Regions from separate parts of the Homo sapiens genome. Here region 2 is linked to region 1. A link is an interaction called in ENCODE POLR2A ChIA-PET data of the cell type or tissue named here. Cell type or tissue: HepG2. All regions are shown on one strand. Each heading gives the region's core, and the rest is flanking DNA. Links, peaks and the distances in the headings are about the cores only.

The links. Peaks named below come from ENCODE experiments on the same cell type or tissue, not always from the same donor. Only the 100,000 strongest peaks of a DNase experiment are listed, where the experiment ranks them.
Region 2: POLR2A ChIA-PET joins it to region 1 with 8 read pairs; 9 of 35 experiments call an interaction of 5 or more read pairs at or near these places.

The regions. Positions count from the first base shown.
Region 1 is chr5:138,758,163-138,766,114 of GRCh38, reverse strand. All of the region lies in intron 1 of CTNNA1 (catenin alpha 1), which reads right to left. Among named protein-coding and RNA genes, the nearest start is that of CTNNA1-AS1, 8.2 kb to the right of the region's middle. In HepG2, for the core only: no CTCF peak of the experiment used is centred there; DNase peaks (open chromatin) are centred at 4,254 and 4,734; H3K4me3 peaks cover 720 bases.
Region 2 is chr5:138,646,303-138,654,254 of GRCh38, reverse strand. No RefSeq gene overlaps it. Among named protein-coding and RNA genes, the nearest start is that of HSPA9, 75 kb to the right of the region's middle. RefSeq lists an enhancer at 2,965-3,763. In HepG2, for the core only: no CTCF peak of the experiment used is centred there; no DNase peak of the experiment used is centred there; H3K27me3 peaks cover 2,101 bases.

The DNA of each region.
Region 1 (7,952 bases), core at 1,802-6,801:
TCTTTCGAGTTTTTTGATCATGGTAACTTTCATCTAATCTAACACTCTATACATGTTTAACTGAATTAGCTCAACTGCTCTATGCACAAAGAAATAAGAAACATCTCTCATGACAGATTAGCAAAAAGTGGGTATAAACTGCCTTTTTTTTTTTTTTTTTTTTTTTTGAGACAGAGTCTCACTCTATCGCCAGGCTGGAGTGCAGTGGCGCGATCTTGGCTCACTGCAACCTCTGCCTCCCAGGTTCAAATGATTCTCCTGCCTCAGCCTCCCAAGTAGCTGGGACTACAGGCATGCACCACCATGCCCAGCTAATTTTTATATTTTTAGTAGAGATGGGGTTTCACCATGTTGGCCAGTATGGTCTCGATCTCTTGACCTCGTGATCCACCTGCCTCGGCCTCCCAAAGTGCTGGGATTACAGGCATGAGCCACCTCGCCCAGCGCCAATTCTTACCTATCAGCTATTTTACCAAACCTGATCTCCTGAGTTCATAAATTTCCTGGGGTTAGCAATGGTGGCTTACACATTAACATCCCTCCAGCACACAGCACACTGCTTTGCAAGGCAGACTTAATAAATGAACTGTATTTAAGTGAGCCTTTCCTGATGCAATTGAGATACAGCAAAATGGCCAGGCACAGTGGCTCTCACCTATAATCCCAGCACATTGGGAGGAAGAGGCTGGTGGATCACTTGAGGTCAGGAGTTCAAGACCAGCCTGGCCAACATGGTGAAACCTCGTCTCTACTAAAAATAAGAAAATTAGCTGGGGCCGGGCGCGGTGGCTCACGCCTGTAATCCTAGCACTCTGGGAGGCCGAGGCGGGCGGATCACCTGAGGTCAGGAGTTTGAGACCAGCCTGGCCAACCTGGTGAAACCCCATCTCTACTAAAAATATGAAAATTAGCTGGGCGTGGTGGTGGGTGCCTGTAATCCCAGCTATTTGGGAGGCTGAGGCAGGAGAATCACTTGAACCTGGGAGGCGGAGGTTGCAGTGAGCCGAGATCATGCCATTGCACTCCAATCTGGGGGACAGAGCAAGACTCCGTCTCAAAAAAACAAAAAGAAAACAAGCTGGGCATGGTGGCAGGCACCTGTAATCCCAGATACTCGGAAGGCTGAGGCAGAAGAATCGCTAGAATCCTGGAGCCAGAGGCTGCAGTGAAGAGAGATCGCATCACTGCACTCCCACTCCAGCATGGGCGACAGGGCGAGATCTCAAAAAAAAAAAAAAAAAAAAAAGAGAGAGATACAGCAAATTACTGCTTTAGACTAACTCAAAGCAACTAGAAAACATCACATCTTTCACTGGTCTTAAAGACCCGAAATAAATGTCATCTGGCCAGGTACAGTGGCACACACCTATAATCCCAGCACTTTGGGAGGCTGAGGTGGGCGGATCACCTGAGGTCAGGAGTTCGAGACCAGCCTGACCAACATGGAGAAACCCCGTCTCTAATAAAAATACAAAATCAGCCAGGCGTGGTGGTGCATGCCTGTAATCCCAGCTACTCGGGAGGCTAAGGCAGGAGAATCGCTTCAACCCAGGAGGCAGAGGTTGCGGTCAACTGAGATCATGCCACTGCACTCCAGCCTGGGCAACAAAAGCAAAACTCCGTCTCAAATTAAAAAAAAAGAAAAAAGTTGCCATCTTCCATTTCCACTTTTTTTTCCCTCCCAAGGGATCAAACTCACATTTCACTTAGTTACCTCTCTGCAAAATGGAAGGTTTCTTTTTTTTGTTGAGACAGAGTTTCACTCTTGTTGCCCAGGCTGGAGTGCAATGGCACGATCTCAGCTCACTGCAACCTCCGCCTTCCAGGTTCAAGGGATTCTTCTGCCTCAGCCTCCCGAGTAACTGGGATTACAGGCATGTGCCACCATGCCCGGCTAATTATTTTTTTGTTTTTTGTTTTTTGTTTTTTTGAGACAGATTCTCGCTCTGTCACCCACGCTGGAGTGCAATGGCACAATCTCAGCTCACTGCAACCTCCACCTCCCGGGTTCAAGCAATTCTCCTGCCTCAGACTCAGGAGTAGCTGGGATTACAAGTGTGAGACACCGCGCCCTGCAATTTTTTGTATTTTTAGTAGAGACGGTGTTTCTCCATGTTAGTCAGGCTAGTCTTGAACTCCTGACCTCAGGTGATCTGCCCGCCTCCCAAAGTGCTGGGATTAAAGGCGTGAGCCACCGCACCCAGCCTAAATGGCAGGTTTCTAAAGACACACTTAAAAGTCAGTCCAAAGCTTTTCTAAAAATATGATAACCCAGGTCCACAGACGCAAGAGAATGACAACAAATGAATCCCTCATGAAACCTTTTGCCAATTTAGAGATCCCCAGGAATATAAAACCCACAAACACTGTTTCATCAGTAATAGTAACATGCTTCTCCCTTTTAGCCTCTAGCTTATTCACTGCACCATCATATTTCACAAACCATGATTTAGAATTTGGATTGTAAACTCAGGCCAGGCACAGTGGCACATGCCTGTAATCCTAGCACTTTGGAGGCCAAGGTGGGCAGATCGCTTGAGTTCAGGAGTTCAAAGATCAGCCTAAGCAATATGGTGAGACCTGTCTCTACTAAAAATGTAAAAAATTAGCTGGGTGTCGTAGTACACACCTATGGTCCCAGCTATTCAGAAGGCTGAGGTGGGAGGATGGCTTGACCCTGTCTCAAAAAAAAAGCTTGGATTAATATTGAAATATTGAATCTAATGAAATATTCAACATACCATGAGAGAATGGTAACAATGCATCTTTGCCTAGAAAGAATGCATGTAACAGAGCCGCACAGGGCAAATGCACTATCAAAGGCTCAATCCTTCAATTAACTTGAAATGGGCCATAGTGAATGTGTTTTCTGAGTTATAACAGCACTTTCATTTTCAAGAACAGTCTGTATGTAGTCTAACCTAGTTAATAAATACAGGATTATGTAACTTGGTAATTAACCAGGTTTCCAACTCACATCTTCAATTCAGAATGTCAAATACTGACAAAAAAAAACATAGCAATAAGACACTTTCAAGAGAGTTGATGAGCCACTTATTTTTGACAATATTTAATAATGAAACCTCAAAACAAGAAAATGAAGGAAATTCACAGCTTGATATGATGGAATCAAATAGTCAAAACTAAGCAATCTAGGGAAAAAATTAGCCTTTAAATTAGCAATTAAGAAAGATAAATTTTTCTTCTGTTAAGCCCTTTTAGTCTAAAAAGAAAAAAAAACCTCTTAGAGACAAAAATTACATTAGCTTCCACAATATAGTTCCATCCCTCCTTTTAATAAAATGGGAACATGAAAAAAATGACAGACATTTTAAAAATCACTTCACACTACTCATACAATATTGTTCAAAATGAGCAAATGTTACAAGTATTTAGAACATCCGAAGTTGCCCTGTGAACTGTATTTACATTACATGCATTACTCCAAACTTACAGCTGGTAAAAAAAAAAAACCACAAATTAAATCCCAATCAAAAAGAGGGGTTGATCGATGACAGCCCATCAACAAGTAAGTGGAAATACATGCTAATTTCAAGCTCCATTAGAAATGGAGTTGTGGCATACTTCCACATGGAGAAAAATAAGTTTGATAGTTATAAAAAAAAACTAAAGAAAATAATGAACATTTAAGGCTCTAACAGAGAAAGGGCAATGTTGACATTTTATTTTTGAAGTGTGGTTCTTTGCACACTTGGAACTTTCAATAATGGATAATTCAGTATAGTGCTCTCACAAGTGAGCAAACAGCATGAGACAAGGCAAGTCACGCTGGACTAATTCCCCACACTGTTCAGTCCATTCAATCCAGGCCCACAACATGTGGGGGACAGGGCAGATCACCAAGCAGTACATGTAATATCTTCAAGGTCTGGAAGCAGGCATACTGGTACCCAGGCAAGTTTCAGAAAGTGCTGCTCTATGAGACTCTTCCAGATGTGTTTTAACTTTTTCCTTACAGAAAACAGAAGCTGCTAATAAGACTTAAATCCTCCAACATGCATAGAATAATAACCTAAATTTCTTTAGGACTTCAAAGTGGGCCAGGCGCAGTGGGTCACGCCTGTAATCTCAGCTCTTTGGGAGGCCAAGGCAGGTGGATCACTTGAGCTCAGGAGTTTGAGACCAGCCTGGGAAACACGGTGAAACTCTGTCTCTACAGAAAACACAAAAATTAGCCAGGCATTGTGGCAGGCGCCTGTAGTCCCAGCTCCATAGGAGGCTGCGGTGAGGGGATCACTTTCAACCCGGGAGGTCAAGGCTGCAGTGAGGTGTGATTGCACCACTGCACTCCAGCCTGGATGACTGAGTGAGACCCTGTATCAACAACAACAAAAAGACCTCAAAGTGTGTGGTTTTGGTCACTTGAGAAAAAAATGATTTGGGCAGAGAAGGTAGAAAGAATAATTGGGTTCATGTTTTTCACTACTTATTTATTATCTCCATATAGAAGGCCAAACTCACCCCCAAAATTTTTTTGAGTAAATTTTTTTACCTGTTCATTTTTCCACCTTTTATGCACAATAAAATTCACTCTCTCGTATACCAATCTAAAAACAGCTGTGTGGGCCAGGTGAGTGGCTAAAGCCCGCAATCCCAGCACTTTAGGAGGCGGACGGATCATTTGAGGTCAGGAGTTCAAAACCAGCCTGGCCAAAATGGTGAAACCCCGTCTCTACTAAAAGTACAAAAATTAAACAGGTCGTGGTGACACATGCTTGCAAATCCCAGCTACTCAGGAAGCTGAGGCAGGAGAATCATTTGAACTCAGGAAGTGGAGGTTGCAGTGAGCCGAGATCATGCCACTGCACTCCAGACTGGGCGACAGGGTGAGACTCTGTCTCAAAAAAAATAAATAACAGTTGTGTGATCACCTCCACAATCAAGATACAGAGAAGTCAAATGAATTTATTTTCACAACAGCATGTACCTACAACTAATCCACAGAATATAAGAGTACAAAATATTATTTACTTAGAACACCTGCTTCAAGAGCTAAGTGGGCATCAACTTCTGAAGAGGCTGACGAAGGACTACAGTTGACAAGGCAGATCCCTAACATCCCTGACAAGGAACGTTCCTGAACAGAAATTCAGTACCAAACCCTTTCTGGATGACATCATCACCAGCATGTGGCCTTCCAGAACTTATTATATATCCAACCAGCCCGAGAGACATCTCCTCTTCTATCCAAGTTTGTGACCTGCTATTAAAACCCCCCTTTCAGCTTCATTCAACAGTCAGCCTACAGTCACACCACTTCAAGTACTCAGACAATAGATCAAGAATGTCTAAAGTGGAAAATACCCTGATGTACCACAGGTGATGATAAAGTACATTTCTGGAGAGGAATTTGGAAAAATTTTAAGAGCTATAAAAAAGTAGCATACCTTGGAAATAATCCAAACGTCCATCAACATATGAATGGATAGGTCAGACGTGGTGGCTCACGCCTGTAATCCCAGCAGTTTTCGAGGCTGAGGCAGGTGAATCATTTGAGGTCAGGAGTTAGAGACCAGCCTGGCCAATATGGTGAAACCCCGTTTCTACTAAAAATAAAGAAATTAGCCGGGTGGTAGTGGCGCACACCTGTAATCCCAGCTACTCAGGAGGCTGAGGCAGGAGAATCGTTTTGAGCTTGGGAGGCAGAGGTTGTGGTGAGCCAAGATCGCACCACTGCACTCCAGCCTGGACAACAGAGACTCTGTCCCCTCCAAAAAAAAAAGTATGAATGGATAAACAAAATATGGCATATACATACAATAAATGGAACATTATTCAGCCTTTAAAAGGAAAGAAATCCGGCTGAGCACGGTGGCTCACTCCTGCAATCCCAGCACTTTGGTAGGCCGAGGCGGGTGGATCACCTGAGGTCAGGAGTTCAAGACCAGCCTGACCAACATGGAGAAACCCCGTCTCTACTAAAAATAACAAAATTAGCCAGGCATGGTGGCGCATGCCTGTATCCCAGCTACTCAGGAGGCTGAGGCAGGAGAATCGCTTGAACCCGGGAGGCGGAGGTTGTGGTGAGCCAAGATCGCGCCATTGCACTCCAGCCTGGGCGACAAGAGTGAAACTCCATCTCATAAAAAAAAAAAAAAAAAAAAAAAAAAAAAGGAAAGAAATTCTGGGAGAGGATTCCAGATTCTAAAACAGCAGAGTAGGAAGCACCAAGATCAGTCTCCCCACCTAGACAATTACACTGGCATAATTAGTCAGATGTAATTCTGGGGACTGTTGAAGAAAGCTTGCAACTTCCAAGGAAAGACTGGGACAGTAAATTGGGTTAATTTCAGTCAATTTCAGCCCTTAGCTGAGCAGCAGCTACCCCATTCCCTAGCCCCCAGCCACGGGCAGACAACCTACAATGCATTCCTGAAACAGCTTGCAAGCAGCTTTTGGGAACCAGGATGGGTAATAAGGACCCTGTCCTCCAAATATTAGGGATCCGTATTCTAATTGCTGATTGCTGCTTATAATCAGGGATAGGCAGACACTGAGAAGGATAGCCATTATTGCACCCCCTCCATGACTGCAAGTCCTCCCCCTCCAGCTGAAGTAGACTTCCAGGAAATTTAATGGGCCAAGGGCCCCCACCTCCCTACTTCCTTCATTTTTCTCTTTTTCCTCTTTAGGAGCTAGACTTTAAAGACTAGGATATTCAAAAGCAATCATGAGGGTGCGGGGGAGATAAGGAAAAAAGTTACCATGGTGCATGCGCCCAGGGAAAGGTGCAGGCTCAAAAAAGACCTGAGAAGTCCTTAAGTTTGTATCTCAGGCTGATCCTCAGCATAAAAACAAACTGTAACAAATAAACAAAAAAATCCAGCAAACCCTGGGAATGAGAAGAGTCCAATTTTCAGAGTTAGCACATCATTAGATTCAAATGTCCAGTTTTCAAAAAAAAATTAAAAAGTCCCAGGTCATACAAAGATACAGGAAAGTATGACCCATTAAAAGAAAAAAAAAATTAACCAATAAAAACTGTCCCAGTTGCTGGGCACGGTGGCTCATGCCTGTAATCCCAGTACTTTGGGAAGCCAAGGCTGGCTGATCACCTGAGGTCAGGAGTTCAAGACCAGCCTGACCAACATGGAGAATCCCTGTCTCTACTTAAAATACAAAATTAGCCAGGTGTGGTGGCGCATGCCTGTAATCCCAGCTACTCAAGAGGCTGAGGCAGGAGAATCGCTTAAAGCCAGGAGGCAGTGCAGTGAGCCAAGATCACGCCATTGCACTCCAGTCCGGGCAACGAGAGCAAAACTCCATCTCAAAAAAAAAACAAAAACTGTCCCAGAGAAAGACCAGATGGAAGACCTACTAGACAAAGACATTAAAACAACTGTCTTACAGATGTTCAAAAAACTAAAGGAAGGTATGGGAAAAATCAAGAAAATAATGTATTTTAAAAATAAAAATATCAGCCGGGTGTGGTGGCTCACACCTGTAATCCCAGCACCTTGGGAGGCCGAGGTGGGCAGATCACGAGGTCAAGAGATCAAGACTATCCTGGCCAACATGGTGAAATGCCATCTCTACTAAAAATACAAAAATTAGCTGGGCGTGGTGGCATGTGCCTGTAGTCCAGCTATTTGCGAGGCTGAGGCAGGAGAATCACTTGAACACGGGAGGCAGAGGTTGCAGTGAGCCAAGATCGTGCCACTGCACTCCAGCCTGGTGACAGAGCGAGACTCCGTCTCAACAACAACAACAAACAAACAAAAAAAGTTAGCCGGGTGTGGTGGCAGGCGCCTGCAGTCCCAGCTACTAGGGAGGCTGAGGCAGGAGAACGGCATGAACCCGGGAGGCGGAGGTTGCAGGGAGCCAAGATCGCACCACTGCACTCCAGCCTGGGTGACAGAGCAAGACTCCATCTCAAAAAAAAATAAAAATAAATAAAATAAATAAAATTAAAATACCAGATTAGCCAGGTG
Region 2 (7,952 bases), core at 1,293-6,292, 110 kb after region 1:
CTCTTGTCTGCTGGCACCTCGATGCCATGTGCCTCTTCACTTCAGAGGCTGCACCCTTGAGCCCCAGTAAGCCCAGAATTTGGGTAGGAATGTGTGTCCTTGAGAAGGTGAGCTTCCAATTTCATAATCAGAGGAAAACTGGGGTGGAATTGGGTTGTGGGTTGTGGGTAGGGACAGTGGGGATATATGGAGGAAGACATAGACTAGGAGGGCCAGAGACTAGAAACTGACTTCAAGACAAATGTCATCACTGTCCCTTCTCCCACCCTCCCCCAAATTAGATGTATATTTCTTTCCCTCTACATTTTGAGAAGAGAGAAAGTTGCATCTCACTTGGTAACCAAGTCCCAGGAATCTAGCTTAAGCCGGGGCAGAGGAAGAGTTCCCAACATGAGACTGAATATTAATGCTATGTAAATCACATGCAAATGTGTTGAAAGCAAAAATAAATAGGTGGTGGGTCTTGAAAAAGGAACAATTAGACTGAGGTGAAGGCAGTGGAGGAGCCACAGCCTGGTAACAGGGTGACTTCTGGAGTCTGGGTGCAGGCTGTGCGCTCCTGCCCTCTAGAGATCCTGGCCTGCCTGTGGTTGGTAAAAAACGGTTTGTTTTGGCCATAAGCAACTAACCAACAAGTCCTTGTCAAATGCATACCTGGCCTGGTGGCAGAGGTGGATTTTCTGTGAAGCTAATGAAGCTTGGGTGGCAGTGCTCCTCATTTGCACAGGCCCCTTCGAAACCCTGCACTTAATTTCATATTCATCATCTTGTATTTTTTTTCTTAAAGAGGGCCCCCCAAATTGTATAAGCTTTGGGCTCCACAAAACCTGGGTTCACCTCTGCAGTGAAGGGGATAATTGTGTAAAATGTTGACAAGCTCTCTGTTCTTGGTTTAATTAGCAGCCTCCTTTGAAATAATCTCTGTCAGAGATGTGTCTGTGTGCACAGCTTTATGCGCCCCTTTTCCTAGGTGGAGGGAGACCCCATGGCTGCTCCTGTTTCCAAGACACCACGGTTTTCTGCCTTGAGACTGGGGCAAGAGAAGGGTGAAGGAAACTGCTTTGTTTCTAAAGGGAATGTGGCGGAGAACCCCAAGGAACAAGTATCTGATAATAAATAATAATAATCTTACCTTTGTAAAGCCTTTAAGAGTTTCCAAAGGGAATGTGTCATTTGATCTTCACAATAACCCTGAAGCAGGAAGGAAAGGTATTATGGAGATGTGTTACAGACAAGTAAACTGAGGCTCAGAGAAGTCTAATTACAATAATAATAGCTCAAAAGCACAAAGCTATTGTATCAGCAAGAACAATCACATATGTTCACTCATTTAATCTGTACAACAATTCTATGAGGTGGGTACAATTATTATCCTCATTTTAGAAACAGGGAAACTGCACAGAGAGGTTAGCCAAACTAAAGAGTAGCCCAGCCAAGATCCGAACTCAAGCAAGCAGTCTGGCGGCTGAGTCCTCGCTCTCAATCAGTACGCCACTCCAAAACCTTGTGCACCGTCATGGGCTAGACTTCAAGCCCTGACCTGTCTGACCCGTTTCTCATCACCACTAAGCACTAATATGTCCCTCTGAACCAGGAACTCAAAGCCTAGATGGAGGGGCAGGAGATTGGTGGGAAGTCCAGGTGACTGACCGTAAGGATCAGGGTCTAGTCATGGAAATGGCCCCTCAGGACAGATGAGTACCAGGGTTCCTCCTGGACTGAAAGCACAGGGCGGGAGGTGAGCCAGCAGGCACCAGCCCGCCAAGAGCCCGGGTAGACTTCTTAAAGAAGCTGGAACGTGTTGGTTCCTTTCAGGAACCAACATCTGACCACCTCTCCCCACTCCTTACTTACAGGCAAGTAAACTGAGGCTCAGAGATGTCTAATTACAGTAATAATAGCTTACAGTCAAGCATGATGGCTCACGCCTGTAATCCCAGCACTTTGGGAGGCTGAGACAGGTGGATCACTTGAGGACAGGTGTTTGAGACCAGCCTGACCAACATAGCTAAACCCCGTCTCTACTAAAAATACAACAATTAGCCGGGTGTTGTGGCGCACGTCTGTAGTCCCAGCGCCTCAGGAGGCTGAGGCAGAAGAATTGCTTGAACCCAGAAGGCAGAGGTTGCAGTGAGCTGAGATCGTGCCACTGCACTCCAGCCTGGGCTACAGAGCGAGACTCTGTCTCAAAAATATATAATAATAATAATAATAATAATAATAGCTCACGAGCACAAAGCTATTGTATCAGCAGGGACAATCCCCACTTCCCAGACAAATGAGATCAAGATTATGGTCAGAGGTGTGTTTAGGGAGATTACCATGGCAACGAGGTAAAGGATGATGGACTAAGAGTAGGGGCACGCTAGAGGGAGACTGGTTAGGAGATGGTGGCAGAAATCCAGGTGAGAAGTGATGAGGCCCCACTCGAACCAAGGTGGTGGCTGTGTGGCTGTGGTGTAAAGAAGAGAGATGCTACAGGGGAGAATGAATGAAGGAAGGACAGGGATGTCTTTTTCAAACAACACAGCGCACATACAGGCCCCAGTGGAAGAAGCGGGGTAGAGAGTGGGAAGTGCTGGCGGCTGCGGGGGCAATAAACAATGAGGCCTGCAGGATGAGCAGCCCCTGGAAGCTGCCAGAGTTGCTCACATCCCATCTTCCTGCTCTCCCCCAGTCAGTCAGGCTGGCCCTGCCACTGGGCTCTGTGTGTGTGGGGGTGGGGGCAGGCGGTGGTGCTGGGGCTGGGGAGAAGGGAGAAGTGTCAGCCCTGGCCTCTGGGGCCACATACAGGGAGGTGAGCTATGGGGAGCATCACGGAAGCGTGATTTAGAGTCTCATTCCCACTGCCCTTCACCGTGCTGCAAGGACAGTTCAACGTAATATATAATTACCGCCGCCCCACAAGGCTGCACTGTACACAGAGCTCCCACCTTCCTCCCGCTCCCTCCTGCCTGCCTTCAGACTATAAATCAGTTTTCAATCCTGAATGCTACCTGTAAATGTTCGAGCTCAGGATCCTCGCCTCATATTCCTATGTCCCTGGGGGGTGGTTCAGGATGTGAGTGGCTTCCCCCAGTCCTGATTCTGACATCCCAGCCCCTGATTGATGGTGAGAGGAGCAGCAGGGAAGCTGGAAATGGCTCTAGGGTCTCTGGAGCCCTGGCCTGGGGAGAGGGGTGGGCAGCTCTGGATCTGCCTGACTCAGCCAAGCCTGAACTGGATGCTCCCCAGTGTACAGAACTGTGGACATGCTCCGGACCAATTGGTGGGAAGGCATTGAAACTGACCCCTCCCCGAAAATGGCAACTTCTTTCCAGCCTTGTCAGATGTGCCAGAGCAGGCAGGTGGGCACGTTCACTGGAGTGTCCAAAAGACGGCAGCCTCGCCATAGGCTGATCTGGGGATGAAGAGGCACAGCCATGCCTTTCCCCTGAGCTGGGATGGGAAATCCCATGATGCACCTTTGAGGTGATAAAAGGACAAATCAAGAAAGAAATTCTTGGCCAGGCATTGTGGCTCATGCCTGTAATCCCAGCACTTTGGGAGACCGAGGCAGGCGGATCACCTGGTGAAACCCTGTCTCTACTAAAAATACAAAAATTATCGAGGCATGGTGCCATATGCCTGTAATCCCAGCTACTTGGGAGGCTGAGGCAGGAGAATCTCCTAAAACCCAGAGGAGGAGGTTGCAGTGAGCCGAGATTGTGCCACTGCATTCCAGCCTGAGTGACAGATCAAAACTCTGTCTCAAAAAAAAAAAAAAAAACCACACACACACACACACACACACAGAAAGAAAGAAATTTTTCTTTCTTCCTTTTTTTTTTTTTCTTTTTTAGGAGACAGAGTTGCCCCGGCTGGAGTGCAGTCGTGCGAAGCTGGCTCCCTGAAGCCTCAACTGCAGGTGTGTTATGTGTCCACCATTTACTGATCACCCCATCTGAAGACGGTCCCCCGGCCCTGACCTATTACTTTCTATCTTAGCGCCCTGTTTGTTATGGTACTAGGTATAATTCATATTATTCCATATTGTCTTGTGTCTTCATTTTTTGTGGGTTTTCACTCCTGGAGTGGAAGCTCTGTGAAGGCAGGGGCCACATTGCCTGGTCAACACTGTATTCCAGTTACTTAGCATCAAGCTTCACACATCATGGTGTTAGTTAAATACTCTTTGAATGAACTGAATGCATGGAGCCGGGGTGGGGTGGCTGCCAAAGAGAAGGTCTTCAAAGCTGAGGCTGACTCTGCCTGCTCCCCTGTGGCAGCCCCATCTGCAGACAGCAGCTGGGCAGATTCCTCCTTCCCTAGGAGACCAGGCTTATGACCCCGGGGGAATTGAGAGGCCTCTCCAGACCTTGGCCTCCTTCCTCTCCCTTGGGAAAACTCCAGTTGTGACCCCTCCTAGCTGTCCCCGGAGCTGCCTTCTGAGGACCAGGGGTTAATGGTCAGTGTTTATCACCTCCCACTCCCTGACAAGATCCCCAGGTCACTGGAAAGCTTGGCCCAGCCCAAACTGATACCTTGCATGGGCCAGGGACTCAATCTGGGGACAGCAAAGAGGGACTGAGGAGGAAGCTCCTCCACGCATTATAATATCCATGAAGTGAATGCAAATGAACTGAAAGCACCTTTTGAATAAGCAGCTTTTACTGAGGGAGCTGCTCTAATCCCTAAATGGCTTTGCTGACAGGGAGGAGCTTCCCAGTGGTGGAAGGGGTGGGAAATGGGGACACACTGTCAGGAACCGGCTCTGCAGCGCCCTTGTCCCTGCACTTTTAGATTCCGGACACGCTTCTTGTGGCTAATGGAACTCGGAGATCTCTAACCTTGGCCTCCATATTCCACTCCCTGCCCCCGCCCCCAGAGTCTGCGGAGCCCAGCTTCTGTGTTTCCAGGAGGCTGAGGCTGCTGGGTGCTGGGTCTCAGTGTCGAGTGATTCTCTGGGACTGGAAGCAGCTGAGTGTGCCTCCAGTGATGTAGCCCTGTGGGCTCTCTGGTGACCATGTGAGACATCCCTGGGCCTGTGTGTAAAGGTGTGTGGCCGTGTGCACCAGTGGGTTTGTGTCCATTTACACACCTCCTGGAAACAAGTGTCATTGTGTTTGTGCCTCTGTCTGTCCCCACCCCCACATCTCCATCCATCTGTATTCCTCCCCAGGTTAGCGGGGGCTGGCCTCAGCTGGGGAATCATGCTTTTTCAAGGACTAATGACTTTTATCAGAATGATAATGAACTGATGACACAGGGAGGCCCTGGGCTCTGGAGAGAAGCCAGAGAAGGAGCAGTTGGGGACAGAGAGGAGGCTGGTAGGGTTGGGAGGCTAGAGGACTATGCCTCCCAGAAAGGCCAGCCAGCTCCATTCCTCTTTCAGTGGGGGAAGGAGACAGGGACAGAGGAAACCCAGGGGATGTTGGAAACACATTCTCCATTTCCCTTCCCTGTCCCGCCTGCCTCTTCCTGAACCTTCCATTCCCTGCTTTGCTATTCTTCTCGCCCTCCCAGAGGACTCCCCTTGACTACGGGGCTGTGAGGCTAAAGCTGGCTATTCCCCTCTCCCAGTCTCCTTCACTCTAGCCCTTACTCAAAGCCAGGTCCTGCCCAGAGATGGAGAGGGGAGCTGCTCCTAGAATTCTGAGTGGGCAGAGACACATAGGTGGCCTGAGCAGGTCTTAGAGGACCAGAAACTTGAAAGCTGCCCCTTGGGCATGAAGCTTGTCAAGGCTAATTGGCCTCAATATTCTTTCATAATGAGTGTAGGGCCAGGTGAGTTGTCAGTGGGGAAAGGAGAGGAGAATTCAGAAGCTCACAGAACATCCACACCAGGGACTTGGGAGATCACAAAACCAGGAACTGTTCTCATTGGTCAGAGAAGATAAGTGATACCAATCTCCCAAAGGTTTCGGAGAGATTTCAGGCAGAGTCTGCAGCATGCAGGGGCTCCCTCACTGGAAAAGCTCCTTCACCTGCTGCAGAGAGGCAGCCACGTCTCCCCAAGCCGGAGCACTCTGGCCTCTAGCACAGCCTGGCATGCAGTGAATACTCAATAAACATCAGCTGTTGTGGATATTAGCATAATCTTCTGGTGGAAAGTCTCTGAGGGTGGTCCCTGCAGAGAGGGGTAAGCTTCTAGGACCCTGGGATTCACAAGGAACGGGGACAGTGCAAGGCAGGCATGGTACCAAGAGACCCAGCTTAAAGACCAAGGAGGCAGGCATGCCGGCCCCCACTGTGGCCTCTCCTTCTCCTGCCCCAGTCTTTCAGGGTCATCCTCCCTCTGGGGCCTGCAGGGAGTCCTCCCTCTGTCCCAGGCAGGCCCAGTGACCTTTTGCTCAAGTCTGCAAATATATTCTTGTCTAGTCTTGGAAATGAAATTGTGCTCAACATTTGTATAGGGCTTTTCCATTGCCCAGCCCTTTACAGACATTAGCTAATTAAATGGAGGAGGGATAGAGAGGAGCTGGCCTCTGCAGTCAGGGACCCCAGGCCCTTCTTACCTGGGCCCCAGTCTCACTCCTCCCTTCTTTCCTGCAAGATTGGCCTTACTCTAAAGAGAAGGCAACTCCTGAGGAATTGGCCACTGAGTCAGAAAGCAAGGGAAGCTGGGAACTTGGTAATCTGTGGAATGTGTAAGGGTCTTCCTGAGGTCATCCTGTCCCACAGCCACACCCAACAACTGGCTTAGTCTGAAAGTGCAGTTCTGTGTCTGCCATGAGTGGGTCAAACACACAGGGCACACAGCTGTGTGGCCTGTTCTAGGGATGGGGCCAACCTCTCACCCCATCTGGGAGGCACAATTGTGGACAGCTGCTCCCAGCCTGGAGCGAAGCATGGAAGCCTCTACCTGCCGCGGTCTTCCTGACCAGGAGGATCGGAGGGGAGCCATCCAGTGTCAGCAGAACAGCTTGCCCTGCCCTCCCCTCCATCTCCACCCTCCTAGAACTGCCCTCCAGGGCACAGCAAGTCAACTCTCACCTGGGGAGGGTGGGGGCGGATTGGGGGGCAGGGAGAGATACCAGTTACGGAAACTGACATAGACATAGGGAAGAAATAGGCCATATTTCGAACTGAGACTGTGGGAGAAAGGAAAGGAAGAAGACTAGAAGGAGAGATGGAGGAAAAAAACATCTTCACGGGGTGCCCGTAGTGTCAAAGATTGAGGATTTCTTCGCGGAGCCGCAGGCAGCCCCATGTTGGATTCCTCTAGCCTGAGAGAGCTGCCCCTCCCACCCCACTGCCTGTTATCCCTCATACCCACGAGGGACGGCATCACAGGTGCCCACTTCACAGGCATGGGCTTCTTCACGGGGCAGGCGGTGCACGTTTTCCTCCCTGATCCCGTCAGAGACTGGAAAGTGGAGACTCGCTCTCCTTCCACAGCCTGGCTGCACTCGGCTCACCCTGATCCCATCAGTCTGCCTGGAGCCGATTGGAGAATCAGCAATTCTGGAGACCCCGCCAGGTCCAGCAGAGGAGGACCTGACCTCCCCGCATCATAATTATCTGTCTCATAAAAAACAGGCATTGAACTTCATAAAACCAATTAGGGCTACAGGGCCAGGTCATGGTAGCAAGTAGGAATTTAGCTCTGGTGACAGTGGCAGTCAACTCCAAGGACAGAGCAGTATGTGACAGCTCCCTCCTCTCAGGCCCAGCCCTATAGGCCACCCAAACAAAGCTCCTGCAGATGCAACAGAAGAGGTTGAGGTCAGACCCAAGGAAGGACTGGCAGGGGCAGGAGCACTGGAGTGGTTTCTTCCCTTTGTGACAAGCAGCCCAACAGAGCCTGAGTCCTCCCTCCACAGCCTTCTCTGGTTCCAGAAAACCTCAAGAGCTTCCCATCATGTTACCAAGGCAACTGTAGCCCTGCAAGATTCACAGTGAGGATGGAGAGAGAGCGGGGACTGACAGGAAGCCCAGACAGAATGCCAAGGTGGAGGCACACATCTGAG